2 separate regions of the Homo sapiens genome follow, and region 2 is linked to region 1. Evidence: read pairs that join two places in POLR2A ChIA-PET (ENCODE). Cell type or tissue: GM12878. All regions are shown on one strand. Each heading gives the region's core, and the rest is flanking DNA. Links, peaks and the distances in the headings are about the cores only.

Region 1 (8,017 bases), core at 2,063-7,062:
GTCACCCAGGCTGGAGTGCAATGGTGAGATCTCAGCTCACTGCAGCCTCTGCCTTCCAGGTTCAAGTGATTCTTGTGCTTCAGCCTCCCGAGTAGCTGGAATTACAAGCATGCACCACCACACCCAGCTAATATTTTGTTTTAGTAGAGACAGGGTTTAGCCAAGTTGGCCAAGCTGGTCTCGAACTCCTGGCCTCAAGTGATCCACCTGCCTCAGCCTCCCAAAGGGCTGGGATTACAGGCATGAGCCACTGTGCCGGGCCTCCATGTGTCGTTTCTAATTGCTGGAAGGAGAGTAGAGTTGGCATTGTAACTGGGAGCCGCTGAATGGACGTGTTGCTTTTACCATTTGAGTGGAATATAGACAATTCCTCCCTCCCCAGCCTGCTCACCCTGGTCCTTCTCCTTCTGTCAAAGAAGAGGATAATTGAGGTCTCCCTGGCTTGCAAGAAACATCAGGTATTCATCTCAGGGACGCTTCCAAGGATCTCATTGATTTGGTATTTCAGTTTTGACTCCCCAAACACAGTTTTTCCACCAACAAAAGGTTTTCAGTCCTTTAAATTCATCTAAGGACATAAACTATGCAGAGCAGTCAGGATAGAAGCCATGTGAGCCACAAACAACAAAGCACAAATTGCCTCCAGTGGGCATAGAGTTTCAGTGACTTCATGTTGGCTAAATATAGGCGAACACATGGTGTGTTGTGAGTGCCAGGGAGAACCATGATGCAATTATCCCCTCCCCTTGATGGAATAGAGAGGACCAGGGTCAGAGGGAAGAATGAGATTACCTAATAAATGGTCACGTCACGGTCCTCAACTCCACTCCCATCCAAGGGTTGCGCGCGCACACACACACACACACACACACACACCCCCAATACATGACAAAGCAAACATTATCACACAGCTTTAGAACAACATATTTATCTTCTGATTGTAGTTAAGGATAAATTGCTTTAATATTAAATTTAATTGTTTTGATTTTCTTTTTACTCTTTATTACATAAAAAATTCATATTCACCATAGAAAATTTAGAAATCAGAATAACTATTAATTTTTATTGAGCAGTTAATATATGGCAGGTATTCCCTGTAATAGGCCCTTTACAAGAGCGACTCATTTAATCCTCACAGAACTATCTGAGTTAGGTTCAGCCATTACCCCTGTTTGACAACTAAAAAAAAAACAAGGGTTGGGGATTAAGTAACCAGCTCAAGGTCACCTAGTTAGAAAAGTGAAGACTGGGAATTAAACTCCAGTTTGTCTGATTTCAAATTTCATGCACTTAAACTCTAGACCATGTGATATGATCAGTTGACTAAAAGAAAAAACAACAACAAAAAGCACTCTAGGCCGGGTGCGGTAATTCATGCCTGTAATCCCAGTGCTTTGGGAGGCCGAGGTGGGTGGATCATTTGAGGTCAGGAGTTCAAGACCAGCCTGGCCAACATGGCGAAACACTATCTCTACTAAAAATACAAAAGTTAGCCGGGCGTAGTGGCATGCGCCTGTAATCCTAGCTGTTCAGGAGGCTGAGGCAGGAGAATCACTTGAGCCTGGGAGGCGGAGGTTGTGGTGAGCCGAGATCATGCCACTGCACTCCAGTCTGGGCGACAGAGTAAGACCTTGTCTCAAAAAAAAAAAAAAAAAAAAAGCACTCTAGACCAGTGCTGTTCAATAGAAATATACTGTGTGAGCCACATATATCATTTAAAATTTTCTAATAGCCACATTAAAAGAAGAAAAAAGAAATAAATAAGATTAATTTTGACACTGGTTCATTTAGCCCAATATATTCAAAATATTATTATTTCAACATTTAACCAATATAAAAAATAACTAATTAGATATTTCACATTTTGCTTTTCAGACCAAGTCTTAAAAACCCAGTGTGTACTTCACAGATATAGCACATCATCAAGGGCCCAATAAACCCATGTCACTAGTGGCTAGTCATATTGGACAACACAGACGTTTCCATCATGGCAGACAGCTCTATTGGACATTGCTGCTCTAGGTTATACTGAGAGTCAAAAAGAACAAGTCACCAATATACCCATCTATTTCAATGTATTGTGCCCTCCTGTTTTCTGTGCAGGTGTATATACATATAAATATGTTTTCATACAGATGAAGGTCACACTATTAGCATAGTGGGTTTTTTGTTTCCTCAGGCCCCACATAATCATCGTGCCCAGTTATAAATATAGTTTTGTGTGCGTGTGCGTGTGTGTGTGTGCATGTGTGTTTTGAGACACAGTCTCACCCTGTTGCAAAGGCTGGAGTGCAGTGGCAAAATCTAGGCTCACTGCAACTTCTGTCTCCCAAGTTCAAGTGATTCTCCTGCCTCAGCCTCCTGAGTATCTAGGATTACAGGCACATGCCACCACATCTGGCTTTTTGTATTTTTAGTAGAGATGGGGTTTCACCATTTAGACCAGGCTGGTCTCAAACTCCTGACCTCAGGTGATCCACCCGCCTTGGCCTCCCAAAGTGTTGGGATTACAGGCATGAGCCACTACACCTGGCCTAGCATATTGTTTTTTAAGTTAAAAAAACTTTTTTAGAGTTGGGGTCTTGCTATGTTGCCCAGGCTAGAGTGTAGTGGCTATTCATAGGCACAATCATAGTGCACTACAGCCTCAAACTTCTGGGCTCAAATGATCCTCTTGTCTCAGGCCCCACATAATTATCATGCCCAGCTATAAATATTGTTTTTTGTTTGTTTGTTTTTGTTTTTGTTTTTTCGAGACAGAGTCTTGCTCTGTTGCCCAGGTTGGAGTGCAGCAGTGTGATCTCGGCTCACTGAAAACTCCGTCGCCTAGGTTCAATTGAGTCTCCTGCCTCAGACTCCCGAGTAGCTGGGATTACAGGTACATGCCACCATGCCCTGCTAATTTTTGTATTTTTAGTAGACATGAGGTTCCACCATGTTGGCCAGGCTGGTCTCAGACTCCTGACCTCAGGAGATCTACCTGCCTCAGTCTCTCAAAGTGCTGGGATTACAGGCATGAGCCACCGTGCCCAGCCATATAAATATAGTTTTAATATTTTTTTCCTCTAACAAACCCTCCGGTGGCTTTGGCTCCCTGTGTGTGTGTGAGGCACTTTTGAGGTGCTGAAATAGCATGGGTTTTGGAGTAAAAAGACTCCAGCACTTGACATCTATGTGACATTGGACAAGCTATTTTCTGACCCTCGGTTTTCTCATGTGAGGATGAAACAAGATAATGTTTGCAAAAAGTGCCTTATAAATGAAAGCTCTTCCCTGCTCCCTTTATTTTTAGTTGGCATGCAATAATTGTACATATTAATGGATACAGAGTGATATTTTGATACATGTATTCAATGTATAATGATCAAATCAGGGTAATTCGCATACCCATCATCTCAAATATTTATTATTTTTTGTGTTGTGAACATTCAGAATCCTCTCTTCTAGCTTTTTGAAGATACACAATAAATTATATTCACTCTACAGTGCTGAAGAACATTAGAACTCATTCCTCCTAACTAGCTGTAATTTTGTTATCTTTTAACCAACCTCTCTGCATCCTTCCTTTCTTCCTACCCTTCCTAACTTCTAATACCACGATCTCCTCTCTACTTTCATGAGCTCAAAAAAGTTTTTTTAGCTTCCACATGTGAGTGGGAACATGCAGTATTTATCTTTCTGTGCCTGCCTTGTTTCATTTAACATAACGTTCCCCAGGCTCATCCATTTGCTGTGAACGCCAGGATTTCATTCATTTTTTAAGGCTGACTAGTATTCCATTGTGTATATACCACATTTTCTTCATCCATTCATCTGTTGATGGTCATTTAAGTTGATCCCATATCATAGCTATTGTGAGGTTTTTTTTTTTTTTTGTCTCCCTCTGTCACCCAGGCTGGGTTGCAATGGCGCTATCTCAGCTCAGTGCAACCTCACCTCCCAGGTTCAAGTTCTTGTACCTCAGCCTCCCCAGTAGCTGGGATTATAGGCATGCACCACCACACCGGGCTAATTTTTGTATTTTTAGTAGAGACAGGGTTTTACCATGTTGACCAGGCTGACCTCAAGTGAGCCACCCACCTCGGCCTCCCAAAGTGTTGGTATTACAGGTGTAAGCCACTTTGCCCAAACTATCATAGCTATTGTGAATAGTTCTGCAATAGACATGAGGTTTCAGGTATCCCTTTGTTATACTGATTTTCTTTCCTTTGTATAAATACCCAGTAGTAGGACTGACGGATCATATGGTAGCTCTATTTTTAGTTGTAGTTGTTTTTTTTTTTTAAGAAACCACTATATTCTTTTCCATATGGCTATACTAATTTACATTCCCACCAACAGTATATAAGAGTTCCCTTTTCTCCATATCCTTGCCAGTATCTGTTGCTGTTTGTTTGATAACAGCCATTCTATTAGAAGAAAACATAGGGGATATGCTTCAGGAGATTGGTCTAGGCAAAGCTTTGAGCTAAGACTTCAAAAACACAAGCAACAAAAACAAAAGCAGCCAAATGGGACTGTATTAAATGGCAAAGCTTCTGCATAGCAAAGGAAGCAATCAACAAAGTACAGAGACAACCTGGAGAGTGGGGGAAAATGATTCATCTGACAAGTGGCTAATATCTAGAATACACAAGGAACTCAAACAACTCAACAGCAAAAATCCCCAAATAATCTGATTTAAAAATAGGCAAAGAAACTGAAATGAACATTTCTTAAAAGACACATAAATGGGCAACAAATATATGAAAAAATGCTCAATATTACTAATCATTAAGGAAATGCAAATTGAAGCCTCTTATAAGAAGTACAACTGGTTCTTCTCATAACACAGGCAATATACTCTTTTTTTGAGACAAAGTCTCACTCTGTCACCCAGGCTGGAATATAGTGGTGCAATCTCGGCTCAGTGCAACCTTCGCCTCCCAGGTTAAAGTGAGTCTCCTGCCTCAGCCTCCTGAGTAGCTGGGACTATAGGTATGTGCCACCATGCCAGCCTAAGTTTTGTATTTTTAGTAGAGACAGGTTTTTGCCGTGTTGGCCAGGCTAGTCTCAAACTCCTGGCCTCAAGTGATCCACCTGCCTCGGCCTCCCAAAGTGCTGGGATTATAGGCGTGAGCTACCACATCTGGCCCTATTTTTGTTCCTTTTGGGTATACAACTAGGACTGGAATTGCTGGACCAAATGCAAAGTCTATGTTTAAATTTTTGATGAGCTGTTAGACTGGTTTCCAAAGTGATGGCACCATTTTATATTTCTATCAGCAGTATATGAAGTTTTCAATATTTTCACATCCTCACCAACACTTTTTATTATTTGACTGGTTAAGTTTTGTATTTTTAGTAGAGACAGGGTTTTGCCATGTCGGCTAGGCTGGTCTTGAACTCCTGACCTCAGGTGATCCACCCATCTCAGCCAAAGTGCTGGAATTACAGGGGTGAGCCACTGCAACTGGCCAATATACTCTTATGTATCTAGTACGAGTTTGTGTGTGTGTGTGTGTGTGTGTGTGTGTGTGTGTGTGTGTATTAAGAGATCAGACTAGAGAGATTTCAGTCAATGGTCAGGCCAAAGTATCTAGGTCTGCACTCCTAATCCAGGAAGAGCTTTTGTTGGTCATTGCTAACCATGGCATTTTTCCAGTGTGAGTAAACTTTTTCTTACTCTTTCTCTCCCTTTTTTGCAGGTAAATTTTGAGAGGTTTTTCTCTTCTAGGCCTGGCAAGAGTTGCTGTATGAGGACAAATTCTGATTTCAGGAAGCGTCAACCTCTCCTCTGCCTTTGACGTCTTGCTGCCCTAGATGAAGAAAGCTCCACAGCTGGTCAGGGGAAGTATAGGGTTGACCCAGAATTAGAAGGTTTTGTTTTATTATTATTATTATTATTAATAGAGATGGGGGGGGTCTCACTATGTTGCCCAGGCTGTTCTCGAACTCCTGGGCTCAAGCCATTGCCTGCCTCTGCCTCCCAAAGTGCTGGGATTATACGTGTGAGCCCCCACACCCAGATAAGAAGTCTTTAGGAGCAGCTGCAAGACACTGTGGCTTCTTGCCGTTCCTAAGCCAGGAGCATGCTTTAACTGTGGGGGCGAAAAAAAAAAACAAAACACCAATCACAATTCTCCATCTCTACAGATAGACAGCAGCACACATCCCCCAATCAAGAAGGAATCTGTCAAAATCTGGCTTTTCATTTGGTCGAGTGAAACAGGTTATTAAAACAACAAGGCACTGCTGATTTTATATAGATATACTTAAGTGGACAAACTACTGCCGTAGAGGCAGATTCCCAGCCAAATTACCAAAAAGAAGTTAAACATGCGCTTAGCAATAAGAAAATCTTGAGATGACGGTTTGGTATCACCAGGTGTTTCAATTACCTCTCTCTTCCCTGAGCTCTGTTCTGCACAAGGCACCATTCTCCACATTCTCTCATTCCCATGGAAAAGGGCATAATTCCTCCACCCCCGCACACATACCCCTCTGCCCATGTCTTCTATTAATCTTGAATGAAAAAAGTCTATGTCCTGAAGCATATCTCCTATGTTTTCTTCTAATAGAATGGCTAGTATCAAAAAATCAAACAATGAACAATAGAAACAGCTGGAACTTATCCTCAGATTCACCCTCCACTCAAAGTGTATTCCATCTTCCTTCTGAAACAAACTCTCCGGGAAATTCCATGTGTTAACAAATATCCACTTGACGCTCACCATTGAGAAGCATGAGCCCTCAGGTACTGTGCTCCGAGCTGTAGACACAAGGATAAGACTCAGTTGCTGTCTATTCAATTCAGTGTATTTCATTTTGAATTTAATTCCAAAAATAGCCATTGATATCTAGTCTACAATGCTGCCAATAATGTCCTAGGCTTTGACTACACCAAAAAAAAGTTTTTAAAAAAGGAAGACAGGCTGAGCATGGTGGCTCATGCCTGTAATCCCCAAACTTTGGGAGGCCAAGGCAGGCGGATCACCTGAGGTCAGGAGTTCGAGACCAGCCTGGCCAACATGGTGAAATCCTGTCTCTAAAAAAAAAAAAAAAAAATACAAAAATTAGCCAGGCATGGTGGAGCGCTCCTGTAATCCCAGCTACTCAGGAGGCTAAGGCACAAGAATCACTTGAACCCAGGAGGTGGAGGTTGCAGTGAGCCGAGATTGTGCTACTGCACTCCAGCCTGGGCAATAGAGCAAGACTCAGTCTCAAAAAAAAAAAAAAAAAAAAGTAAGTGAATTCTTGCTCACACTGGGGAGTTCTCAGCCTTGCTGAGGGGCAGACAGACAGAAGTAAATGATGGCTATAATACAATGTCATGGTTGTTTGTGCTGTGTCAAGTTGGCTACACTGGTGTTCCCAGGGTCTCCTTCTCTGTATGGTTCTGAGTTAAAGTTGGGCAAAAGAACTTGCATGAGATTTGGAAGAGGAGTCATTTCTCTGAGAGTCATTTGATGGTAAGATGAGATGACCAACAGACACAGAGTTGCCCAGCAGTTTCCAGCTTGTTCTCACTCTCCCTCTCTGTGACCAGTCTGGCCCCACTGACCAACAGTGGCCCCTCCCCAACACCAAATTATTGGTTGTGAATTGACACAGAGGGTAGCTACCTAGAGGCAACAGCTTCCCATGGATGCCTCTGCCTCAGTGACTAGATAGAGTTGGCTCTTTGGATGGACAGGTGGGTGACTCTTTCTCTGATTCTCTAACTTCCTGTTCTGGATCTTCAGTTCCCCAGCTCTTTTGTAAATTCTAACTCTTTAATCTATGGAATTAAATCTCTTATCCCATCGCAGTTACAGTGACTCTGTTGCTCCCCTGCCTAAGTGTGCCAAGGTTAGGACAAGGTACGTAAGAACAGCAGAGTCATTCAGGAGACAAACAACAAAGCTATAAAAAGGAGGTGAGGATTTGAAGGATGCGTAGGATTCATAATCTAAGGGTGAGTACAGATACAGGCATCTTCACAGCAAATGATATTACAGTGTGTCAGGATTTGTAACAGATCTTTACAAAGTGTTAT
Region 2 (8,017 bases), core at 1,983-6,982, 140 kb before region 1:
CAAAAAACTCTATGGTTGGTGTTTTTATCTTTAGTTTCCAATAAAGAAACTGGTGCCTTGAGGGGTTAAGCAAGTTGGATAAGTTCACATAACAGCCAGCTGACCAAACTAGAGAGCTCTTCCTAAAATAAAAACTACCCAGTTTCTTTATGAATGAGGAAGAAGGAAACTAAGAGAATTCCTCCCACCTTCTGATAAACTATAGTCAGCAATCTGCAACCCCAATATACTACAATTTATCATTAAATATTAACTCCTATAAAAACAGCTCCTCTTAATGATATTATCAATAGGAATATGACCGCATCTGACATAATCTTCAATGTGTTCTTACATGTTTCTCACGTTTTCATCACCCTCAAAGCAGGACTCATTGAAACTCAAAAGCATTGAGACCTAAAAACAAGATTAATTTAGGGCTGAGGAAATTGTAGGTGCAAAAAAAACTTTAAGCACATTGTTTAGGGTGCATAGCTAGATAGTTGTAGAGACAGAAAAGATAAATCCCCATTCTCCAAATTTGCAAAAGACTCTCTTCTTGGTTTTATACTTTTAATTGTAATTACATATTAGAAATCACACATCTTCACACTTCAAAACTCTCACCAATTACTGTGGCCTACTATATACAAAATGACCAAATTCAACAAAGCTATTATACTATATACAAAATGGCCAAATTCAACGAACTATTATACCATCATCGTAAGTTATATCATTCAAATGTATTTTCTCCAAAAAAAAAAAAAAGAATCAAAACATAAAAGTGTTAGGAGAAAATACAGGTAACTATGTAACCTTGAGTGGAAGAGCTTGGTATGATATCAAAGTCCTCCCACAAAGAAAAGAAAAAAGATTGACAATCTAACTTTATAAAAAGTAATTTCATATCTTAAAAACAGCATATATAAAACCAAAAGGTTATATTAAGATTATGATACTTAGCTTCTCAGGGTTGAAAGTGGAAAAGAAAAAAAAAAAAAAAAAGGGCCTTAAGACTGAAAAATTTTCATTTTCTCAGGGTAACCACTAAATTTTTTCCTTTTTACTAAATGGAATTTTTTTTTTTTTTTTTTTTGGAAACGGAGTCTTGCTCTGTCGCCCAGCCTGGAGTGCAGTGGCAGGATCTTGGCTCACTGCAAGCTCCACCTCCCAGGTTCACACCATTCTCCTGCCTCAGCCTCCTGAGTAGCTGGGACTACAGGCGCCCACCACCACGCCCAGCTAATTTCTTTTTGTATTTTTAGTAGTTACAGGTTTTCACCGTGTTAGCCAGGATGGTCTCAATCTCCAGACCTCGTGATCTGCCCGCCTCGGTCTCCCAAAGTGCTGGGATTACAGGCGTGAGCCACCATGACTGGCCTACTAAACGGAATTTTTTAAAGAATGTGTAACTAATAAGCAAATCCTAGGATGAACTGGAATACATCTAAAAGAAGGCAAGAATGGAGGATAAAAAAAAATAGATGAAACACGAAAGACGGCAGATTTAAACTCAAACATATCAGCAATTATGTTAAAGATAAACAGACTAGCTTCTCCCTTCTCATGTTCCTGAATAATTTTGTCCAACACGATTGGATTTGCTTAGCTAAGCAAAACAAATCTTTCAGGGAGTGGAGGGGGAAATAGTGGCCACAAATTGATCCAGAATGGGATATTCATGCCTAACCACAGTAAGCATAGCTTTAGGATGGCTATAGGGTGAACTGGGATGGGCAATTTGGAGTGAGGAAGGCATATGCATGAGAGTTAGCCGTGACAGATTTGTTGGGTTGACAGTAGAGGACAGGTTTCTTTCTGTAGAAGAGAGTTATAAATATGAAAAGGGAGAAAACTATAATAAATCCTGTAGTACTGTATAGCTGCAGGCAGGACAAAAAGACGCTACAACAAGTTTTAAGAGGCTCTCATTGCCTGAAACAGTTGATAATACAATGAATAGAACAGGAATCCGTGAGTCTGTGCTCATATAAACAAACAGGCAGAAAAGAACATTTTTCCTTGCAGTAAAATGCTAATACATATAAAAAGAATGACTAAACCAGGCGCGGTGATTCACGCCTGTAATCCCAGCACTTTGGGAGGCCAAGGCGGGCGGATCACCTGAGGTCAGAAAGTTCGAGATCAGCCTGACCAACATGGAGAAACCCCCTCTCTACTAAACATACAAAATTGGCCGGGTGTGGTGGCACATGCCTGTAATCCCAGCTACTCAGAAGGGTGAGGCAGGAGAATCACTTGAACCCCGGAGGCAGAGACTGCGGTAAGCCAAGATCATGCCATTGCACTCCAGCCTGGGCAACAACAGCGAAACTCCATCATAAAAAAAAAAAAAAAAAAAAAAAAGACAGAATCAGAAAATCACCAGTTGGCTATCATTCTTCAGGCAAAAATCGCAAATGGATGCTAAAACTATCTGCTAAAATCTTAATGAGCAATAGGTTATTAACAATCTCAAAGTGCCTCCCCATAGAATACTTATGAATAAGTATAACATATTTATTAAATACTTATTAGGTATAACATAATTATTAATTAAGTAACCTGAAAGACAACAACCCAAGCAAGTCACAAAAGATGTTAACATTATAAATCAACATCACATGCCTCCCTGATTGTGATGCACTGAGAAGAATCTAGAATCACTTCCACAGTATTCCTGCCAATGTATAACCTAAATCTTATCAAGAGGAAACATCAGCCAACCCAAGCTGCACATTCCACAAACCTGTACTCTTGAAAAATGTCAAGGTCAACAGAAATAAAAAAGACTATGGAACTTTTTCCATTGAGGGAGACTAAAGAGGCATGACAGCTAAATGCAGCACACATGCTCTAGACTGCATCCTGGACCTACATATGACATTACTGGGATAATTAGGGAAATTTAAATGGGATCTGTGGATTACAAAGTAATATTGTATCAACGTTAATTTCTTAATTTTTTTTTCCCGAGATGGAGTCTTGCTCTGTCATCCAGGCTAGAGTACAGTGGCATGATCTCGGCTCACTGCAATCTCCACCTTCCAGGTTCAAGCAGTTCTCCCGCCTCAGCCTCCGGAGTAGCTGGGATTACAGGCACCTGCCACCACGCCCGACTAATTTTTGTATTTTTAGTACAGATGGGATTTCACCATGTTGGCCAGGCTGGTCTCCAACTCTTGACCTCGTGAGCCGTGCACCTCAGCCTCCCAAAGTGCTGGGATTATAGGTGTGAGCCACCGTGCTGGGTCAATTTCCTAATTTTTATGGATATACTACAGTTATGTAGTGTCATGTAATCTTCGTTTTATTAAGTAGTACTGATATATCATATTTGCAACTTTCAATTGATTTGGCTCAGGAAAAAGGTTAGTAATATGGGGGGCAGGGGAATAAGAGGAGAGAGAGGTGGAGAGGGAAGGAAGGAAGGAGGGAGACAGAAAATGAGAATGTTACAGAAAGTATATATAGAGATAAGCCAAACGTGGTATTACATAAACAAATAAGGAATCTAGGTAAAGGACACTACATGTACATGGGAGATCCTGTAATACTTCTGCAACTTTTCTGTATGTTTAAAATTATTAGGCTGGCTGTGCTGGCTCATGCCTGTAATCCCAGCACTTTGGTAGGCCAATGTGGGAGGACTGCTTGAGTCCAGGAGTTTGAGACCACCCTGGGCAACACAGTGAGACCTCATCTTTACAAAAAATAAAGAAAACTAGCCAGCTGTGGTGGCACGTGCCTGTAGTTCCAGCTACTTGGGAGAGGCTGAGGTGAGAGGATCACTTGAGCCCAGGGAGTTGAGGCTGTAGTGAGCCGAGATCATGCCACTGTACTCCAGCCTAGGCAACAGAGCAAGACCCTATCTCAAAAAAAAAAAAAAAAAAATTTATTGCCAAATGAAGTTTAAAAAAATATGTAAAATAATCTTTTGAAACACTAATGTTAACTCTATCAATAAAAGGGAAAGGATACCGTAATGAATTCCAATGATAATTAACCCGAAAAGGGAGAATTAGTATTAGCGGAATTAAGAGTACTTGTTTTCATGACACTGTTAGGGGAAATTTCACTGGATTCTCCACTTACTACTAGGAATGTACGCAGGGAAAGAAAAAGAAAGAAAAAATAAACCAGCAAGCTCTAACGAACTACCTTCAAATTATGTTTCTCTTTGGTGGTGAAACAGACATATTTGTCTTCTCCCTGTCAATCAATCCCCAGAAATTGGTCCAAGACAGTAAATTTTAGACAGATAGATGTGTTTTTTCAAGGACTTGTTTTGAAATACTTGTTTGTCCTATGGAATTTTTTTTTTTTTTTTTTGGAGACGGAGTCTCACTCTGTTGCCCAGGCTGGAGTGCAGTGGTGCAATCTCGGCTCACTGCAACCTCCACCTCCCAGATTCAAGCAATGCTCCTGCCTCAGCCTCCCGAGTAGCTGGGACTACAGGTGTGTGCCACCATGCCCGGCTAATTTTCTGTATTTTTAGCAGAGACGGGGTTTCACCGTGTAGCCAGGATGGTGTCGATCTGACCTCATGATCTGCCCGCCTCAGCCTGCCAAAGTGCTGGGATTACAGGTGTGAGCCACTGCGCCTGACCAGGAAATTTTAAAATAATCATTTGATAAACAAAAAGAATACTTTCCCTCTCTAAATTTTTTTTTTTTTGAGACAGAGCCTTGGTGTGTCGCCCAGGCGACAAAAGTGCTAGGATTACAGGCATGAGCTACCGTGCCTGGCCTGTCTATATTTTTAAAAAGCATTTGTCTTACCTTCAACCCGTGATTCCAAGTGCTTATCCAACTCTGAATCTTTTTTCACCGCTTCATCTGAGACCTTGGGAGCATTTGAAAAGCAAACTAGTACAATACTCATGTTATCTCGACTTCCCTGTGTATTAAAGAAAAAAAAGAAAAAAAATTGTATTTCTACAATCAACTATTATTTACTTCAAAATACTTTAAGCAATTATAGTTTATTTAATCATCCAGAACGTTTATGTTTAACACATTCATTTTTATTCCAATGAATTACTAAAAACACAACTTGAAGAAACAAGGTGTCTAGGTATGGGTATATCTGTAAGCATTTCTGTATTTTTAATTCTGGTGAACTATTATTACCCACAGCCATTCCAGTCTGAGAAATGAAGATATCTTCAATACATATTAAATCTTCTAAACTATTTCCCACTCAAGATTGTCTATTCCCAAACTGGCTTAAGTCCACAATGGATCCTCCCAAACACATATGCAAATGTTTTCCAGCTTAGCTTTTAAACTGCCTCAGAGCAATGCTACGACTCCATGAATTTAACATAGCTGAAAATTGTTATTCGGCAGAATACCCAAAATACTAAACTAAACAATTATTATTATTACTATTTGAGACAAAGTTTCGCTCTTGTTGCCCAGGCTGGAGCACAATGGCGCAATCTTGGCTCACTGCAACCTCCGCCTCCCAGGTTCAAGCAATTCTCCTGCCTCAGCCTCCTGAGTAGCTGGCATTACAGGTGACGGCCACCAGGCCCGGCTAATTTTTTTATATTTAGTAGAGATGGGGTTTCACCATGTTGACCAGGCTGGTCTTGAACTTCTGACCTCAGGTGATCCACCCACCTCAGCCTCCCAAAGTGCTGGGATTATAGGCATGAGCCACCGCGCCCAGCCCCACAACTATTAATACAAGAAACTATTCAGAGGGCACAGTAACAGGGGGGACTGTAACTGGACAACTGAGATCCAACTGTAGTCATGTGATAACTTTTAAAAGAAAAGACATCAGATTGCTATATAGTCGCAAGTAGTTTCAGAATCTTTATAAAGTGGCTAAAATAGCTAATTTAAGGACATATTTTATTTCTCCCTTTTAACCACACCATCACAAATTACCTATGTTAAAAAGGAAGCATACACTGGGCACGGTGGCTCACGCCTGTAATCCCAGCACTTTGGGAGGCTGAGGAGGGCAGATCACAAGGTGAGGGGTTCAAGACCAGCCTGACTAACATGGTGAAACCCCATCTCTACACAAATATACAAAAATTATCCAGGCGTGGTGGCGCGCACCTGTAATACCAGCTACTCAGGAGGCTGAGGCAGGAGAATCACTTGAACCCGGGAGGTGGAGGTTGCAGTGAGCTGAGATTGCACCACTGTACTCCAGCCTGGGCAACAGAGTGAGACTGTCTCCAAAAAAAAAAAAAAAAAAAGCATAAAGCCAGGCACTGTGACTCATGGCTATAATCCCAGCACTTCGGGAGGCCTCGGTGAGCAGACTATTTTAGCCCAAGAGTTCCAGACCAGCCTGGGCATCATGGCAAAACCTTGTCTCTTCAAAAAACACAAAAATTAACTGGGCTTAGTGGCACACACCTGTAGTCCCAGGTCCCAGCTACTCGGGAGGCTAAGGTGGAAGGATCGCTTAAGCCTGGGAAGTGGAGATTGCAGTGAGCCGTGATGACACCACTGCACTCTAGCCTGGGCAACAGAGCAAGACTCTCTCTCAAAAAAAAAAAAAGCATATCATATATACTACTCTAGTACCATGAGATTATGTGCAATCAATTAAAAATACGTTCTCATTACTTTTTCTAAAGGTATATTACTTTAACTGAGTTTCTAAGAGCAGGAGCAGATGAAACTGTTCTTGGAATAACGATTTTTTTCAAACTTTCTTTTTCTGTTCACTCTAAAAAACAAAGTCAGTGGAGGTGGTAGGCTATTTTGTCTGATAGTGTTTGCCAAATTTGCCAACTCAAGTGAAAGAAACCAAGACCACACCCTTTCTAGTCTTTTCAGTTATTATGACTAGAATCTAGGCAGGCATGGCTCGGTTCAGACTTATGCCTTTCAGAACCTACATGACACAGCCCAAAAGACAGGTGGCCTTGAATAACTTCTGCCTTCACCTCCTAATTCAATGGGAGTAAAGTTTGAAGGCAGTGAAGGTTGGGTCTTCAGAAGACTTCAAAATAAATTAACTTGTCACAGATTGTTGTGCTTTGGAACAAGGAACCAACTTGAGTATTTCATTAGATTCCCGGTTATCTGGAAAAACCATTTCCAAATTGGCCAAATTAATTCATTCCTTAATGAAACCCACCAAAACTTTTATATTAGAAATACTGTATGTGTTTGGTTATATGAATATACTTGTATAAATGTCATAAGGGCAGTTCAAGCAAAAATTTTTAATTAAAAATAATTTTAAAGTACACCATGGATATTCAAGAATCAAACAGCTGGGCATGGTGGCTGCCTGTAATCCCCGCAGTTTGGGAGGCTGAGGCAGGAGGATCATTTAAGGCCAGGAGTTTGAGACTAGCCCGGGCAACACAGTGAGACACCCTTTCTAAAACACAACAACAAAAAAAGAATCAAGCATAATTACACTTTATAAAGCAATTTTATGCATAAACGGAATTAACACCTTACACTTTTAGAAATCTAATTTCTTTTAACCCTTTTGAGTTTTTGGTAACAACAACATGAGCATTGTGGAACATTTCCTTATCTAATTTCCATTCGATTTTTGTAAGTTATAAAATATAAATACTTTTGGAAAATTAATTGAAAGAGAGTTCCAATAAATTTATGGTTCTCCAAAGACATTTAAGGGAAATAATTTATATTTACATCTCAGGCATGTGTGATTTCAGTGATGTTGCTTCTTAGCCACCTTGCCTGGCTTGCTTCTATTTCTATGTAAAGATGGCTTTCCCCTAAACACCAAGTATGAATATGTTTCAGTAGCTGTTATACAGCAACAGAAAAGGTCCTTTCCTTTGTGCCATTGTTTTTTAGAGACAAAACATCCTTGTATAATCAGTATAAAGTTTTCACTAAGTCCATAAATAAAACATTTTTTTTTCTAAATCCAGTTTGGATAACTAAAGAAATTAGCTCTGCATATAAAAATTGATTATTACATGTTCTTTTTACTTTTTACAACAGCACAGCAGTTAACACTCTTAATAATCATAGTACCAGATCAAAGACGCCAGTGCCCCTGCCATAAATAAGG

Evidence for each region. Peaks named below come from ENCODE experiments on the same cell type or tissue, not always from the same donor. Only the 100,000 strongest peaks of a DNase experiment are listed, where the experiment ranks them.
Region 2: POLR2A ChIA-PET joins it to region 1 with 5 read pairs; 4 of 35 experiments call an interaction of 5 or more read pairs at or near these places.

The regions. Positions count from the first base shown.
Region 1 is chr2:44,068,467-44,076,483 of GRCh38, reverse strand. No RefSeq gene overlaps it. Among named protein-coding and RNA genes, the nearest start is that of LRPPRC, 76 kb to the right of the region's middle. In GM12878, for the core only: no CTCF peak of the experiment used is centred there; a DNase peak (open chromatin) is centred at 4,660; H3K27ac peaks cover 409 bases.
Region 2 is chr2:44,206,075-44,214,091 of GRCh38, reverse strand. PPM1B (protein phosphatase, Mg2+/Mn2+ dependent 1B) reads right to left here. Exons shown (of 6, transcript NM_002706.6): 3 at 4,765-4,882. Among named protein-coding and RNA genes, the nearest start is that of PPM1B, 41 kb to the right of the region's middle. In GM12878, for the core only: no CTCF peak of the experiment used is centred there; no DNase peak of the experiment used is centred there.